Linked DNA regions of Homo sapiens: region 2 is linked to region 1. A link is an interaction called in ENCODE POLR2A ChIA-PET data of the cell type or tissue named here. Cell type or tissue: K562. All regions are shown on one strand.

Region 1 (8,000 bases):
CTGAACCACTGGACGTGGATCACGAGTTCCTGGGCTTGGAAGAGGCACCGGAGCTGGGAAGGGCACTGCAAGCTCCTTTGGTCCTAAGACTTGTCCAACCCGGAAACCTGACAGAGCGATGCTGGGCCAACCCTACTGAGCTGGTCATGGGGACAAGGGCAGGCACCGGGCCTATCTGTCCTTGGGGAGTCCCCAGCACCCAGCCCAGGTTGAACACACGTGAGTACTCAGCTCGTCGTTATGGGGAACAACTTCCCACTGCAACGCCAGCCTCTCCTCCGAGTCTTCCGGCTGCATCATCTGACGCATGAAGGTAGCTCAAGGCCTCCAGGGCAGCCAGCGGAAACCTTCCAAAGTTAAATTCCAGTGTTCCTCAGATATTAAAGTTTTAAAAAAGTCTCTGAGTGATTTCGGAATATTATCTGGCAAAGAGCTCTGGATGTGTGTTTTTTTCCCCCCAACAACACGATTCTCCATTTCTCAGGAGGGCGGCAGGCCAAGTCACGTCCACTAGGTTTTTTTTCTTTTTTTTTCTGTGAACAATCAAGCTTTATTTTTACAAAAATGAAAATTGTAAAATCTCTCAACAGCCAGCCTGAGGTAGGGCTGGCTAGAACTCACTCAGAACTGCTGGGTTCCCTTTGCCCTCTCTTGGTTTCAAAACAAAACCAGGCCACAGTGCCCCAGGAATGAACCTCTGGCCCCGAGAGGTTGGTCAAGCGTGAGGTCTGGCTGGTGCTAGCGGGCTATTGGCAGCCTCACCTTTCTTTCCAGGAAGTGGCAGAAAGAAACCACCTGGGAAGGCGGGAGAACCTCACCTCACTCTGTAGGCTATCACGGCTCTAATAAGGGGTGTAGGATGGGCCTCTCCAGGCCAGATCCTTGCTCTGGCCAAACAGAGTCGCAGGGCCGAGGTTCAGCTGCACTCCTCTAAAGCAGCAGGTCCTGCCTCTCCAACAGGTTCCTGGGAGGGACTGCATCTCTGGTAAGCCACAAAGCTCCAGGAGTCAGAAGCCTCTACTGCAAGGTGCCTGAGCACTGGGGTCACAGGCCCAGGAGCACAGTGGGGCAGTGGGGAGGAACTATCACTGCACCCTTCATGCAAGAGAGGTCCCTGACTCACTGGTCTCCTTGGCCCACAGGCAGGGGTGGCCCTGACGGTCACGGGTTTTGAATATCCAGGACGTGGAGGTTGTAAGACAGCGCAGCATAGAGATGCTTGGTGGTGAGATGCAGGCAGTACACAGGGCTGCCGAGGCGGGTCGACGTCAGCGGGAAGGTGTGCGGGCAGGCCCTTTGGTGCCGGTCCCACAGCCGTACAACGCTATAGAAGGAGGAACCTGTGGCAAGCAAGTGGTTGCCATCTGTCTGCAGGCAGTACAGGGTGCTGTTGTGGGGCTCCTCCCACTCCATGACACATTTCCGGACACTGGTGCGGCAGTCCCAGTAGCGAACATAGGTGTCATAGCCACAGGAGAGCAGTGCGAAAGGGGACTCATATATGACATCCAGCACCCCAGCCCTTGGGGGAAAGTCTCTGTCCAAGTGTGTCATCAGCTGCCCACTGTTGAGGTCCCAGATTTTCAGGGGTGAGAAGTGCCCACAACAAGCCGTCCCTGTCACAAAAGAGCTGAGTAATGGCCTGATAGCAACAGACCAGATTTGGTCTTCAGTCTGGATGGTGTATAAACACTACCCCAGCTGGCCTGAGGCCAAAGGCCACACCTTGGCCGTCCTGTCCCTGGAGCCACTCACAATGATATGATGCCCCCTTTGCAATCCACACAGTTCACCTCCTGTTCATGAGCCCAGTACTTGGCAGCGAAGGTGCTGTGAATCTTACCAAGGCCAATCTTCCCATCTCCTCCTGCACTGACAATATGCGAGGTGGCCAGCACAAAGTGGCAAACGTCCTCATCATGCCCAGCAGACTCCCAGAGGCTGACGGTTCAAGCTGGCACCATCTGGACGGAACTGGTAGGCCAGGATGAAATTAGCCTGGGATATGTACAAAGCATCATCCTCTAGCTGCATCCAGGGCATCTGACTGCATCTCCACTTCAGCAGAATCCCCTCTCGGCAGCACCCCACTATCCAGTTCTGAGACACCTTCACTGGGACACTGGTCATCAGGTTGGTGCCGAGCCGCGTGAAGCCGGAGTTGAGCGAGGCCCAGGCTATCTGGCGCCGGAGCAGGTCGCAGTTGGTGAAGTGCCACAGCCAGCGGTACACCTGGGCCAGGCGGCCGAGGGCCCGCATGTCGAGGTAGGAGCACATGTGCAGCAGCAGCACTTCCGGCAGGCGCCAGAGCGCTGGCCCCGCAGCCGGGCAGGCGGCTGACTCCCGAGCCGCCTCCTCCTCCTCCTCCCTGGCTGCCGCCGCCATGGCCGCCCCTGTCCCCGGGATGTAGGCCCAAACCTGACCTCCTTGTCCTTGTACTCTTCCCGGCCTGGCGCCCTCCCGCCGCCTAGCCCTGACCCTCCATTCCTCCTTCCCATACTTTCTTCCTTGTGCCTCTTTCCCGGCCCCTACGCTCCCCTCATCTCCTTTGATGATGCCTCTCGCCCCTTCCTCCACGCTTCCGCCTCCCTCTGCTTCCTCTCTTGGGCGTGTCCTCGCTCCCGCCTCAGCCCCCGGCCCGCTGCCTCCTTCGCCGTCTGCGGCCCGGGCTTCCCTTCCGCCCTGCTTCCTCTTCCGCCTTGCCCCTCTCGCTCGCTTTTCCCTTCCTCTTCCCCTTCCTTCGCTTCCCCCTCGTCACCCTCCCTTCCTGCAGCTTCTTCGCCTCTCCGCCCCCGCCCTCACCCGGGCCCGCCCTCACCCGGGCCCGCCATTCCCGGCGGCCCCACACCCAGCGGCCCTGGCTGCCCAAGAGCAGCTGCGGGGCAGCCCGACGCGGAGCCCAGCCCGAGCCACCACCCTCCACTAGGTTTAAAACTGCTGACACACACACGGAGAAACGGGGGTGGGGGGGCTTCAAAGATGGAGGGGGCAGCATGTATCAAAATACAGCCTCCTGCTCTCTGGCCATGGGGGAAAGAGCCCCAGGGAGCAAGAACTGGAACAAATTAAGTGCCTTCTGTGTTCCTCAAGCCTTAGCTCTGGCCTGGAGTCTGGGGGTCTGCAGCACAGGGTGGCAGAGGGAGGGGTCCCCCTACAGGAAAGCCACACCTCAGAGCAGAAAACTCAGCCCCCAGCACCAGCCAAGGGGAGGCCCGAGGCCAGAGCTGTGTGTCTCGGTAGTCCAGAAGTGCTGGGGGAAGGGCTTTTAAGGAATCACATGCTCTTCACACTTAGAGGGGGGCCTGGCCTCTGGCCACACCTGCCCCTAGAGGACTTGTTTCCCAGCGGAGGAAGCCTGCTTTAGGGAAAGTGTGTGCACACAGGGTGTGATGGTGCACACAGGGTGTGATGGCGCACACAGGGTGTGATGGCGTGCACCTGTAGTCCCAGCCACACACAGGGTGTGGTGGCGTGCACCTATAGCCCCAGCTACGCGGAAGGCTGAGGCCGGAGGATGGCTTCAGTCAGGAGTTCTGGGCTGTAGTGCACTACACACTAAGTTTGGCATCAATATGGTGACCTCCCAGGAGTCGGGAACCATCAGTTTGCCTAAGAAGGAGTGAAACAGCCAAGGTTGGAAAGGAAGGAGGTCAAAACTCCCGTGCTGATGAGCAGTGGAATTGCGCCTGTGAATAGCCACTGCACTCCAGCCTGGACAACGTAGTAAGTCCCCATCTCTTTTTAAAAATAACTATCTAAATAAATATAAATTAGAAAAAAAAAAAAAAAGGCTGGGCATGGCGGCTCACGCCTGTAATCTCAGTACTTTGGGAGGCTGAGGCAGGTGGATCACTTGAGGTTAGGAGTTTGAGACCAGCCTGGCCAACATAGCAAAACCCTGTCTCTACTAAAAATGCAAAAAATTAGCTGGACGTGGTGGTACACGCCTGTAGTCCCAGCACCGGCCCTGGGTTACTCACCAGCTTCTGGAAGAGGTCGCCCACCCGCTGCTGGTGGCTCCACTGCTGCACGCGGGGGAAGAGCCCATCATAGAACTCCTTGTGGATCTCGTAGAGCTCAGGCACTTTGAAGAAGATGGTCTCGATCTGCTGACTCGTCAGCACCGGCTGAGAGGTGGTGGCAGCGGCTTTCAAAGGCTTCATGGGCTGGAAGAGGGCACAAGTGAGGTAGCACAGGTGAGAGGGGCTGCCATCCGTCAGGTGCATTGTATGGCAGTAGACAGTCATGGTTACCTGACATATGCACTTTTATTTTTAAATCACATAACAAATACAATTTTAAAACCAGCTTGGTTTGGCAACTCAGTCTTCCACTGGTATCCACTCCAGGGATGGCGAGCTGCACCCAGGCTCTGACAGCTGACCTGGGACTTAAGGGCAAAGAGGCTCCCCAACCCTGTCACCCTGCCCCATCCCGCCCTGCTCAGCTCCCTAAATCCTCCTCACCAGCAGCAGTGCCTCCAGGTGGCTCAGGTAAGTCTCCTCGCTAGCCAGGATTCCCGACAGGACCCATTTTCTCATCTCCAAGCCCTTTTCCAAGTCCAGCTCACTCTGCAGGAGAAATAGACAGAAGTCAGCCTGGAAGGGTGGTAGGGGGATTCTTCCATCAGGGCCCTCTGAGAGAGGAGGGCCAGCTTGTTGACCTCTGGACAAACCCCTGCCCCCACAAAGGCTCCACATGGAATTAAAGGGAGGCAGGGGACCCTCCGCACATACTAAGCCACACACTCACAGTCACTGAGAATCCCGGGGAGGGGGGTCATCTGGCAACACCAGGGCCACCCTTACTCTTGCCAGACCACGAAACAGAGTTTGGTGCGGAGCAGGCTGGGCCAGGCCTCCCTCCACGCTTCTGCATGCAACCCAAGGGCAGCTGCCTGACACAGTCAGGGAAGGAGAAGGAGGCTCTGACCTGAGGGGGCGTCAGAGCCCACAGCATGGCCACCTGGCTTCTGCTGCAGCCAAACTCCACTCCCCACTGCTCACCTGGGGCCCGCCTCACCTGGATTCTCTGACTGCTGCCGCCACATGACCCTTCGATTGACGGGGCCCAGGCAGCACCGCCTTCTCCAGATGCCCTCCCTCCCAGCCACAGGGACTGCTACCATCTGCCCCAGAAGAACCCTGTCCCTGGGGCTCAAGGCCTGTGTCCCCTGACCCTGCTTTTTAGACCCTGACATCACTGGACTGGCAGGGACCCTCTTACATGTGGGCTATGACAAAGTCCCCCCTTCTCATTAGCGTCCCTGCTGAAAGTTCAGGGAAGCTCTACTGTTTTTGTCTCCAAATGATGAAGCTGACACATTGTTGGATGTTGATGTAGGGGACAGAGCCCATGCCCCTGGGAGGCCACCTTCTAGTCCTAGTTATGATAACATCTCCCCTCCCCACTCAAATTCACGTGGAAGCCCTAACCCCCAGTACCTTAGAACGTTACCGTATCTGAAGGCAGGGCCTTTAAGGTAAACTGAAGCCAAAAGGTTCCATATGTCACATTCTTTTTTGTTTTTTTTGAGACGATGTCTCACTCTGTCGCTCAGGCTGGAGCGCTGTGGCACAGTCACAGCTTACTGCAGCCTTGAGAGCCCAGGCTCAAGTCATCCTCCCATCTGAGCCTCCCAAGTAGCTGGGACCTCATGCACCCACCACCTCGCTCTGCTAACTTAAACATTTTTGGGGGGTCCAGGCTCAATGTCTCACGCCTGTAATCCCAGCAGTTTGGGAGGCCGAGGCGGGCAGATCACCTGAGGCCAGGAGTTCGAGATCACCAGCCTTGGCCAACATGGTGAAACCCCGTCTCTACTAAAAATACAAAAATTAGCCGGGTGTGGTGGCGGGCACCTATAATCCCCACTACTTGGGAGGCAGAGGCAGGAGAATTGCCTGAACACAGGAGGGGGAGGTTGCAGTGAGCCGAGACCATGCTGTGGCACTCCAGCCTGGGCAACAAGAGCGAAACTCCATCTCAAAAAAAAAAAAAAAATTTTTTTTTTGGTAATAGAAACAAGGTCTTGTCATGTTGCCCAGGCTGGTCTCAAACTCCTGAGCTCAAGCGGTCCTTCTACCTCAAACTCCCAGAGTGGTGGGATTACAGGCATGAGCCATGTTACCCCACCAGGACTGGGGTGCTTGTAAAAGAAGAGGTCAGGACACAGACTCAAATGGAGGGAACATTATGTGAAGACACATAGAGAAGACAAGCCCAGGAGAGGGGCCCGAGAAGAAACCAACCCTGCCCACCCCTTGATCTTGGATTTCAGGCCTCCAGGACTAGGAGAAAATAAACTCCTGTTCTTTAAGCCCCCCAGTCTGTGATGCTTTGTTACAACAGTCCCAGCAAAGGCATGACACCAAAGATGATGATGCCAAAGGCCACAGAAATCGCCACCTGACTTCCTGGCCACTCCCGCCTACTCCCTGGCCACTGGCAATGTTGGAGGCTGGCCATGCCCATGGCAGCACCTCAGTGCTCCACCGGGCTGAGGCCGTGCTCCCTTTGTTCCGCCTGTGCCCAATGGCCCTGCCTGCAGTCAGAGGAAAGTGTGTGGGTGCGGGGGGTGGGGGTGGTGCCAGGTCCGGTGTCTGTGACAGCCCCGTCCACTTCTCCACTGGTTGCTGGGCTCACAGGCGTGGAACTGGGGCGGTGGTCCCTGATCACTCACTTTCCCACTTTCGGGGAAAATCACTGGCTGCGGGCAGGCTTCTCGTTGGCCCCGCTGACATCTAGGCCCGGAGGAGTCTCTGTCAGGGGCTGGGTGGCATCCTGTGCCTTGCAGGATTCTGTGCAGCATCCTTGCCTCTACCTATCGTATGTGAGTAACACCCTCTCCCCCGAGGTGTGGCAGCCACAATGTCTCCAGGCGCTGCCACACATGCCCTGGGAGCAGAATCACCTCCAGTGAGAACTGATGGGTTTGAGGAAGGATCTGACTGAGGTCAGCTCAGGCCTCATGGTATCTGTAGAATTTGGAATCAGGGTCCCAGCACAGCCCCTGCCTACTCCCAACCCTGCTGTCCTATTTCCCTGGCCCTCTAGGAGGGAGGCATGTCATGGTATAGACAGCAGGTTCAACACGAAGTGCCCAGGGCCTGGCCTGCCCCATGGTCTCAGGCAAATGCCCTCCGGCCCTGAGCCTCCACTGCCCGGGGAGGGAGCCCCACCCTGTGCCCCATTTGAGTCCCTGGGGCTTGGACCACACATCCTCACTTGCCCACTGGGACCATCTAAAAAGCCTTCCTGGGCCACCTTTTTGCCCTGGGAATCTCCTAAGTGTGTGCACACTTGTGTGAATGTATGCATGAGGTGTCAGCATGCCCGGGTGCCTGTGTATATGTGTGTATATATATGCATTTATACACACGTACATGTGTGTGGGGGGGACAGCCATCAAGATCTGGGCTGAGAGCAGCTCCAAGGAAAAGGACACGCAGGTTCCATGCACACCTGTCCCCCCAGGGCAGGGTAGGCAGTGACTCCACGGGTGGGAGCCTCCAGGCCACGGCTGTGCCTGAGCTAGGAACTTCCCTGTCTAGCACAGTGCCCAGAACACCCAGGTGCTCAATTAAGATTCATTTAATAAATCAATGAGTGGATCTTAAACACCTGGTTGTATCCTAGTGTTGGCTGCGTTTTTATGAATCTCTGAGGGCTCCTTCAGGGTCTCCGTACTCTCACTTGGAGACAGTTGGGTCCAAGGAACCCAGGGCTGTCAGTTGAGCCTGCCTTGGTGCCCTGAAATGCTACCCAAGTTCAGCAAGTCTGCTGCCCATGGTGCACATACACGTAGGGTGGGGCGACCTATGACACCCCCTCTCTGCCCATCATGAATGGTGGAGTCTTTGGGGAAAGCACCCCAGCTGCCCCTGCAGGTGCCTCCTACTGTGTGCAGATGCCGCTCCCTGCTCCACAAGAGGAGAAGAGGTGAAGGGAATGGTGGGTCCCTTGGGCAGCGCCACCCATCCACCCAGCCTGCCAGCCGT
Region 2 (8,000 bases), 88 kb after region 1:
GACACGTCCAGATAGTGGCTTTCTCCCTTGTGGGACAGCCTCTTCTGGCCCCAAGGACACTGTTCTCTCCTCAGGACTTCCCTGAAAGCACCCCTATCCTGAGCCTCTGGGCCTTTCCTGTAGAGTTTTCTTATCATCCATCCCTCCCTAGGGAGGAATGCAGCAGGGCATGGGCATGGGCATGGGGTTTAGACACACATAACACTCTGTAATCCCCCACTCAGTGTCTGTTCCAACTAGATCTAAACTCTGCAAGGTCACAGACCTGTTTGTCTTGTTCCCCTATGTCTCTCATATAGTGAGCTCAGAGTAAGTGCTCAACCAGGTCTGGTGGAATGAGGAACCAGATGTGTGCATGGCCTGGAGGGCAGATAGGTCACCGAGAGCGATGCCTGTGTATGGGGGAGGAAGTGATAAGGCATTCACAGCCCGGCTATAGCAAAGGTGTGTGTGTCCTGTGGGAGAAGGCACAGTTCGGGGAAAGGCTTGCCAGGGGAGGTGATGCCTGAGCTGGTCCTAAGGACAAGGACCAGGTAGGCAAAGGACAAGGAGGCTTCAAAGTTCTGTTTGAGGAGCAGCCAGGTTGGGAGATGAGGCTGGTGTAGGCAGTAGGAAGTGGGATCAGAGGTGAGGCAGGGCCTTGTAGGCCTGCACAAAGTTTGGGTTTTATTCTAAATGCAAGGAAAAGCTGCTCAAAGGTTCTAGACCTGCACTGTCCGATAGAACTTGCCAGTACCATGGGCATGTTCTGTAATCTGTGCTGCACAATGTGGCAGCCACGAGCTGCCCCGTGTGATTACTGAGCATCTGAAACGTGGCTGGGGCAGCTGAAGAACTGAATGTTTGGTTTCGTGTTAGTGAGTTTCAATGGCCACCGTGGCTGCTGTACTCAACCGCACAGGAAGCGGGGTGACTTGCTGGGGTCTGTTGCATGGAAGGTTGGGCGTGGGAGGTGGGAGTAGGGGGAGTGGTTGGGGATTGTGGCAATTGTTTATGAGGAAGGCATTGGTGACCCAGAATAGGGCAGAAGCAAGGTACCCCAGAGAAGGGGTTAGAATTCAGGAGCATTCTGGAAGTAAAACTCATGGGACTTGTAGATGGAGTGGGTGTGGGGAATGAGGGATGTTGGGGTGATCAGACCCAACACCAGGCCGTGGGGGCGACAAAGTCTGGCGGAGTCAAAGGAGTGAGAAAAGGCAAGAGAGAAAGTGGGACCAGGGGGCCAACGCTAGTATAGAGGCTGCAAAGGCCTCTAGCCCTAGGAGCCTATGCTATTTATTGGTGATCAAACAAAGAAACAGGTGGTGAGGATGTGGGGATTGAAAGGAAGCGGTGTATCAAGCAAATGAGCTACAGCTGTGACAGTTTAGCATTTTCTTTGAAACATATGGCTACTTGAGATAATGAGAGTGCTAGAAGGAAGGAGCCAGCAAGTCTAGCAGACATGCAAGCCCTGCCTCAGCTTCTCTCCCCACACCCAGCTTTTCCCCAACAGAGGGAGGCCAGCTCATGGGGATGACTTTGGGATGGTGACTGCAACAGGCAAGCAGAGGTGCCTGCACAGGGCTTCAGGTCCGCATAGCCCATCCATGAGCAGGCATCAGGCAGAGGGTGACCCTGTTGCACCAAGGAGCAATGAAGACCTCAGAGAGAAAGTGGAGTGTTGCCAGTGAATCGATGTTGTTTGTTGCCACGGGGCTGGAGACTCTCCCCCTGCCTGCGTGAGGCTGGGTGGAGAAGGGACAGTTACTGGACTAGGGGGGAAGTAGAGGCAGAGGGACTGAGAAGGGACTGGCCAGGGAGATGATGGGGACCCTGGAGTCTGAGCGGAGAAGACTCAGTGAAGAAGGCAGAGCCTCATGCTGATAGCTGCTGTTCCCTCAGTGGGAAGGATGCTAGCTGAGTCTGGCATCATGAGGCCGGCAGGGCAGAGGTGGGCCCTGGAACTTGGCTGCAGAAGCTGGAGGCTGGATGGGCCCTGAGCGCTACCCCAGGAGCCTTCTGAGGGGTTCAGCAGGAGGAGGGGGCTTCACCAAGGGCTCCACAGCTGTCTATGAGCAGTGGGTGACATTTATTTTCTAAATCATCATGCTTTTCTAAATTCTTCATAATAAAACGCCTATCTATGGCTCACGCCTGTAATCCCAGCACTTTGGGAGGCTAGGCGGGCGGGTCACTTGAGGTCAGGAGTTTAAGATCAGACTGGCCAATATGGTGAAACCCTGTCTCTACCAAAAATATAAAAATTAGCTGGGCATGGTGACTCCAGAGGCGGAGGCTGGAGAATTGCTTGGATCCAGTAGGCGGAGGTTGCAGTGAGGGGAGATTACGCCACTGCACTCCAGCCTGGGTGATGGAGTGAGACTCTGTCTCAAGAAAAAACAAACAAACAAGCCAACCCACCTATCTTTTGTAATTTAAAAAAAAATAGATTTTTTGCCAAGTGCCGTGGCTGACGCCTGTAATCCCAGCACTTTGGGAGGCCGAGGCGGGCAGATCATGAGGTCAGGATATCGAGACCATTCTGGCTAACACGGTGAAACCCCGACTCTACTAAAAATACAAAAACAAATTAGCCGGGTGTGGTGGTGGGCGTCTGTAGTCCCAGCTACTCGGAGGCTGAGGCAGGAGAATGGCGTGAACCCAGGAGGCGGAGCTTGTAGTGAGCCAAGATTGCGTCACTGCACTCCAGCCTGGGTGACAGAGCGAGACTCTGTCTGAAAAAAAAAAAAAATTTTTTTTTTACAATCTTTTTTTCTTTTTTTTTGAGACGGAGTTTTGCTCTTGTTGCCCAGGCTGCAGTGCAATGGCGTGATCTCAGCTCACCACAACCTCCGCTTCCCGGTTCAAGCAATTCTCCTGCCTCAGCCTCCCGAGTAGCTGGGATTACAGGCATGCACCACCATTCCTGGCTAATTTTGTATTTTTAGTAGAAACGGGGTTTCTCCATGTTGGTCAGGCTGGTTGCGAACTCCCAACCTCAGGGGATCCACCTGCCTCAGCCTCCCAAAGTACTGGGATTACAGGCGTGAGCCACCACACTCAGCTTTTTTTTTTTTTACAACTTTATTGAAGTATAATTGAAGTGTCATAAACTGCGCATAAGGAGTGCGATTTGATGAGTGTTGACATCTGTGTATACTTTGAAGCCATCGCCACAATTAGATAACAAGTATTTCCAGCATCCCCAATCCATATTATGTTTTTAAATCTCGAAACTAAAATATAACAGAGAAGTGGGGTTTTTGGTGATGTTCCCCCTCAATTTCCCTTGTTCTCTGAGTGTGGTTACATGATTCTATTATTTATTTATTTACTTATATATTTTTTGAGATGGGGGTCTCGCTCTGTGACCCATGCTGGAGTGCATTATTGCAATCCTAGCTCACTGCAGCCTTAGACGCCTGGGCTTAAGTGATCCTCCTAACTCAGCTCCCCGAAGTGCTGGGATTACAGGCGTGAGCCACAGTGCCCAGCCTAGAAGTAATTTTAAAATCAAAACACACACACACACCGTCACACACCCTCAGCAGCAGCCCAAGTGGTTCCTAGGCCCCAAGCAAAAGTTCCAGCAAACCCCTCCCGGAGGCCACCCTTTCCCTTTACTGGAAGAACAGGCTGGGACCCAACCGCCCCCTCTGCTGGAGACAATGCAGAACTTCTCATGCCTCAAAGCCCTGGGGATGGAAAGCATGCAGGTGTCAGTCAACAGATGAAAGAATAGAGGCTGGGCACAGTGGCTCACACCTGTAATCCCAGCACTTTGGGAGGCCGAGGAGGGTGGATCATTTGAGGTCAGGAGTTCAAGACCAGCCTGACCAACATGGCGAAACCCTGTCTCTACTAAAAATATGAAAAAGTTAGCCTGGTGTGGTGGCGCATGCCTGTAGTCCCAGCTACTCAGGAGGCTGAGGCAAGAGAATCGCTGGAACCCAGGAGATGGACGTTTGCAGTGAGCCAAGATCGTGCTGCTGCACTCCAGCCTAGGTGACAGAGCGAGACTCCGTCTCAAAATAAATAAATAGTAAATAATAACGGAGAAGAAGTTTGAGACCAGCCTGGGCACCATAGTGAGACCCCATCTCTAAAAAAAAAAAACAAAAAACAAAAAACCAAAAATAAAAAAATTACCTGAGCATTGTGGCATGTGTCTGTAGTCCCAGCTACTCTGGAGGCTGAGGTGGAAGGATTGCTTGAGCCAGGGAGGTTGAAGTTTTAGTGAGCTATGATCATACCCCTGCACTCCAGCCTGGGCGACAGAGTGAGACCCTGTCTCAAATTAAATAAATAAATGAAAAGAAGGCCAGGCACAGTGGCTGATGCCTGTAATCTCAGAACTTTGGGAGGCCGAGGCGGGCGGCTCACGAGGTCAGGAGATCGAGATCATCCTGGCTAACATGTTGAAACCCCATCTCTGCTAAAAATACAAAAAATTAGCTGGGCATGGTGGCAGGCACCTGTAGTCCCAGCTATTTGGGAGGCTGAGGCAGGAGAATGGCGTGAACCTGGAAGGCGGAGCTTGCAGTGAGCGGAGATCGCGCCACTGCACTCCAGCCTGGGTGACAGAGCGAGACTCCGTCTCAAAGAAAAAAAAGAAAAAAAGAAAGAAAGAAACTGTGGTACATCCAGACAATGGAATATTAATCAGCACTAAAAAGAAAGGAGCTGACAAGCCATGGAAAAACATGGAGGAAACTTAAATGCCTATTACCATATGAAAAGACACTATTCTGAAAAGGCTACATACTGTATGATTCCAAATATATGACATTCTTTTTTTTTTTTTAGATGCAGTCTCGTTCTGTACCCCAGGCTGGAGTGCAGTGGGGCGATCTCGGCTCACTGCAAGTTCCGCCTCCTGGGTTCATGCCATTCTCCTGCCTCAGCCTCCCGAGTAGCTGGGACTACAGGCGCCTGCCACCACACCCGGCTAATTTTTTGTATTTTTAGTAGAGATGGGGTTTCACCGTGTTAGCCAGGATGGTCTCGATCTCCTGACCTCACAATCCACCCTGCCTCGGCCTCCCAAAGTGCTGGGATTAAAGGTGTGAGCCACCGTGCCCAGTCTTTTTTTTTTTTTTTGAGACGGATTCTTGCTCCGCCTCCTGGGTTCATACCATTTCCTGCCTCAGCCTCCCAAGTAGCTGGGACTACAGGCACCCACTACCGCGCCTGGCTAATTTTTTGTATTTTTTTAGTAGAGATGGGGTTTCACCATGGTCTTGATCTCCTGACCTCGTGATCTGCCCGCCTCGGCCTCCCAAAGTGCTGGGATTACAGGCTGAGCCACTGCACCTGGCCTTTTTTTTTTTTTTTTTTGAGACAGAATCTCGCTCTGTCACCCAGGCTGGAGTACAATGGTGTGATCTTGGCTCACAGCAACCTCCACCTCCCGGATTCAAGCAGTTCTCCCACCTCAGCCTCCCAAGTAGCTGGGACTATACGCGCACCATCACTATAGGCAGAGATTGTAGTGAGCCATGATAGTGCCACTGCACTCCAGAGGGGCAACAGAACCAGACGCTGTCTGAAAAAGAAAAAAATGAAATGAAATATTGTACTGATAAATGCTACAACATGGATGAGCCTTGAAAACATTATGCTAAGTGAAAGAAGCAGTCACAAAAAGCCACATATTGTATGATTCCATTTGTATGTCTTATTCTTACAGAATCAGTTTATGATGGCAATTGTTTTAACAGATGGATATAAAATGCATTAAGGAAGGGTGCTTTTTAACAATTTTTGTTTCTTCTTCCTGGTAACCAGGTGCTTGAGGACTGGCCTGTTAGATAGGAAGCTGACTACAGATATGTGCCACCGATCCTGGCTTCCACTTTTTCACTGTTGTCAATAACATTGCTTGTTTTTTTTTTTTTGTTTTTTTTTTTTGAGACAGAGTTTTGCTCTTGTTGCCCAGGCTGGAGTGCAATGGCAAGATCTCAGCTCACCGCAATCTCTACCTCCCAGTTTCAAGCGATTCTCTTGCCTCAGCCTCCCGAGTAGCTGAGATTACAGGCACGTGCCACCACGCCTGGCTAATTTTGTATTTTTAGTAGAGACGGGGTTTCACCATGTTGATCAGGCTGGTCTCAAACTCCTGACCTCAGGTGATCCACCCCCACTGCCTCTCAAGGTGCTGGGATTACAGGTGTGAGCCACCGCGCTCAGCATGAATAATATTACTTGAATGTGTATGTACATGTATACAATGGACTGAATGTTTGTGTCCCCCAAAATTTGTATGTTGAAATTCTAGCTGGGCATTGTGGTACACACTTGTAGTTCCAGCTACTCCAGAGGCTGAGGTGGGAGGGTTGCTTGAATCTAGGAGTTCTGGGCTTTAGTGCACTATGCCTGTCAGGTGTCTGCACTAAGTTCAGCATCAGTATGATGACTTCCTGGGTCATCAACATGATGACCATCAGGTTTCCTAAGGAGGAGTGAACCTGCCCAGGTAGAAAGTGTAGGCCAGGCTCAGTGGCTCACGCCTGTAATCCCAGCACTTTGGGAGGCCACAGTGGGTGGATCATGAGGTCAGGAGATTGAGACCATCCTGGCCAACATGGTGAAACCTTGTCTCTACTAAAAATACAAAAATTGGCTGGGCGTGGTGGTGCACGCCTGTAGTCCCAGCTACTCAGGAGGCTGAGGCAGGAGGATCGCTTGAACCCGGGAGGCAGAGGCCGCAGTGAGCCAAGATTGCACTACTGCACTCCAGCCTGGGGACAGAGTGAGACTCCACCTTGAAAAAAAAAGAAGAAAAAAGAAAGTGCAACAGGCTAAAACTTCTGTGCCAATCAGTAGTGGGATTGTGCCTGTGAATAGCCACAGCACGCCAGCCTGGGGAACATAGTCAGACCCCATCTCTAAGTGGGAAATATGTAGGTATATATATATATATATATATGAAATTCTAACCCTCAATGTGCCTCGGAGGTAGTTAAGTCCTGGGTGGAGTCCTCGTGAATGGGATTAGTGGCCTTATTTATTTATTTATTTTGAGGTGGAGTCTCGCTCTGTCACCAGGCTGGAGTGCAGTGGCATGATCTCAGCTCACTGCAACCTCCGCCTCCTGGGTTCAAGCAATTCTTCTGCCTCAGCTTCCCGAGTAGCTGGGACTACAGGTGCTCACCACCACGCCCGGCTAATTTGTTTTTTTTTCACCATGTTGCCCAAGCTTCTCTCAAACTCCTGAGCTCAGGCAGTCTGTCCGCCTCGGCCTGCCAAAGTGCTAGGATTACAGGTGTGAGCCACTGTGCCTGGCTGGGATTAGTGGCCTTTTAAAGGAACCCTGAAGAGCGCTCTCAAATTCTTTTTGCTATGTGAGGATACAGTGAGAATTCTACAGTTTGTGACCTAGAAAAGGGCCCTTGCCAGAATCCAACCGTGTTGGCACCCTGATCTGGAACTTCCAGCCTCCGGGACTGTGAGAAATAAATTTCTGTTGTTCTAAAAACCACCTAGACTATGGCAGGCTCCCACTAAGGCAATGTACTTGTTTGAGTCTGCTTTCAGTTCTTTGGAGGATATACCTAGGAACGGTATATTTCTGGGCCATGTCATGTGACAATTCTATGTTTTACTTTTTGGGGAACTGCACAGGTGGCTTTTTCTTTTTTTGCTTTTTTTTTTTTTTTTAAAGGGTCTTGTTCAGTTGCTTAGGAGGGAGTGCAGTGGCACAATCTCAGCTCTCTGCAGTCTCAAGCTTCTGGGCCCAAGCGATCCTTCCACCTCAGCCTCACAAGTAGCTGGGACTACAGGCACACACCACCATGCCCAGCTAATTTTTATAGTTTTTGTAGAGACAGTTTTGCCATGTTGCCCTGTTCTCGAATTCCTGAGCTCAAGCGATCCGCCCACCTCCACCTCCCAAAGTGCCAGAATTACAGGTGTGCACCACCGCACCCAGCCAAGGTACCTTTTTCTAATTCACCCAAAGGCCCCTTGTGGGTGGGTGCAATGGCTCTGCTCATGAGGGTCACACAGTCTTCAGGGGT

What was found. Peaks named below come from ENCODE experiments on the same cell type or tissue, not always from the same donor. Only the 100,000 strongest peaks of a DNase experiment are listed, where the experiment ranks them.
Region 2: POLR2A ChIA-PET joins it to region 1 with 11 read pairs; 10 of 35 experiments call an interaction of 5 or more read pairs at or near these places.

Annotation. Positions count from the first base shown.
Region 1 is chr22:23,257,521-23,265,520 of GRCh38, reverse strand. BCR (BCR activator of RhoGEF and GTPase) reads right to left here. Exons shown (of 23, transcript NM_004327.4): 3 at 4,467-4,571; 4 at 3,981-4,166. It also overlaps the pseudogene RN7SL263P and the pseudogene FBXW4P1. Among named protein-coding and RNA genes, the nearest start is that of LINC02556, 65 kb to the left of the region's middle. RefSeq lists enhancers at 1,103-1,352, 7,624-8,000. In K562, CTCF peaks have their summits at 366 and 4,946; DNase peaks (open chromatin) are centred at 190, 4,470, 4,746, 5,122 and 9 weaker places.
Region 2 is chr22:23,169,735-23,177,734 of GRCh38, reverse strand. It overlaps a transcript of RSPH14 not described here. Among named protein-coding and RNA genes, the nearest start is that of BCR, 6.8 kb to the left of the region's middle. RefSeq lists a silencer at 780-879 and enhancers at 1,267-1,366, 3,459-3,753, 3,739-3,788. In K562, no CTCF peak of the experiment used is centred here; DNase peaks (open chromatin) are centred at 364 and 3,634; H3K27me3 peaks cover 371 bases.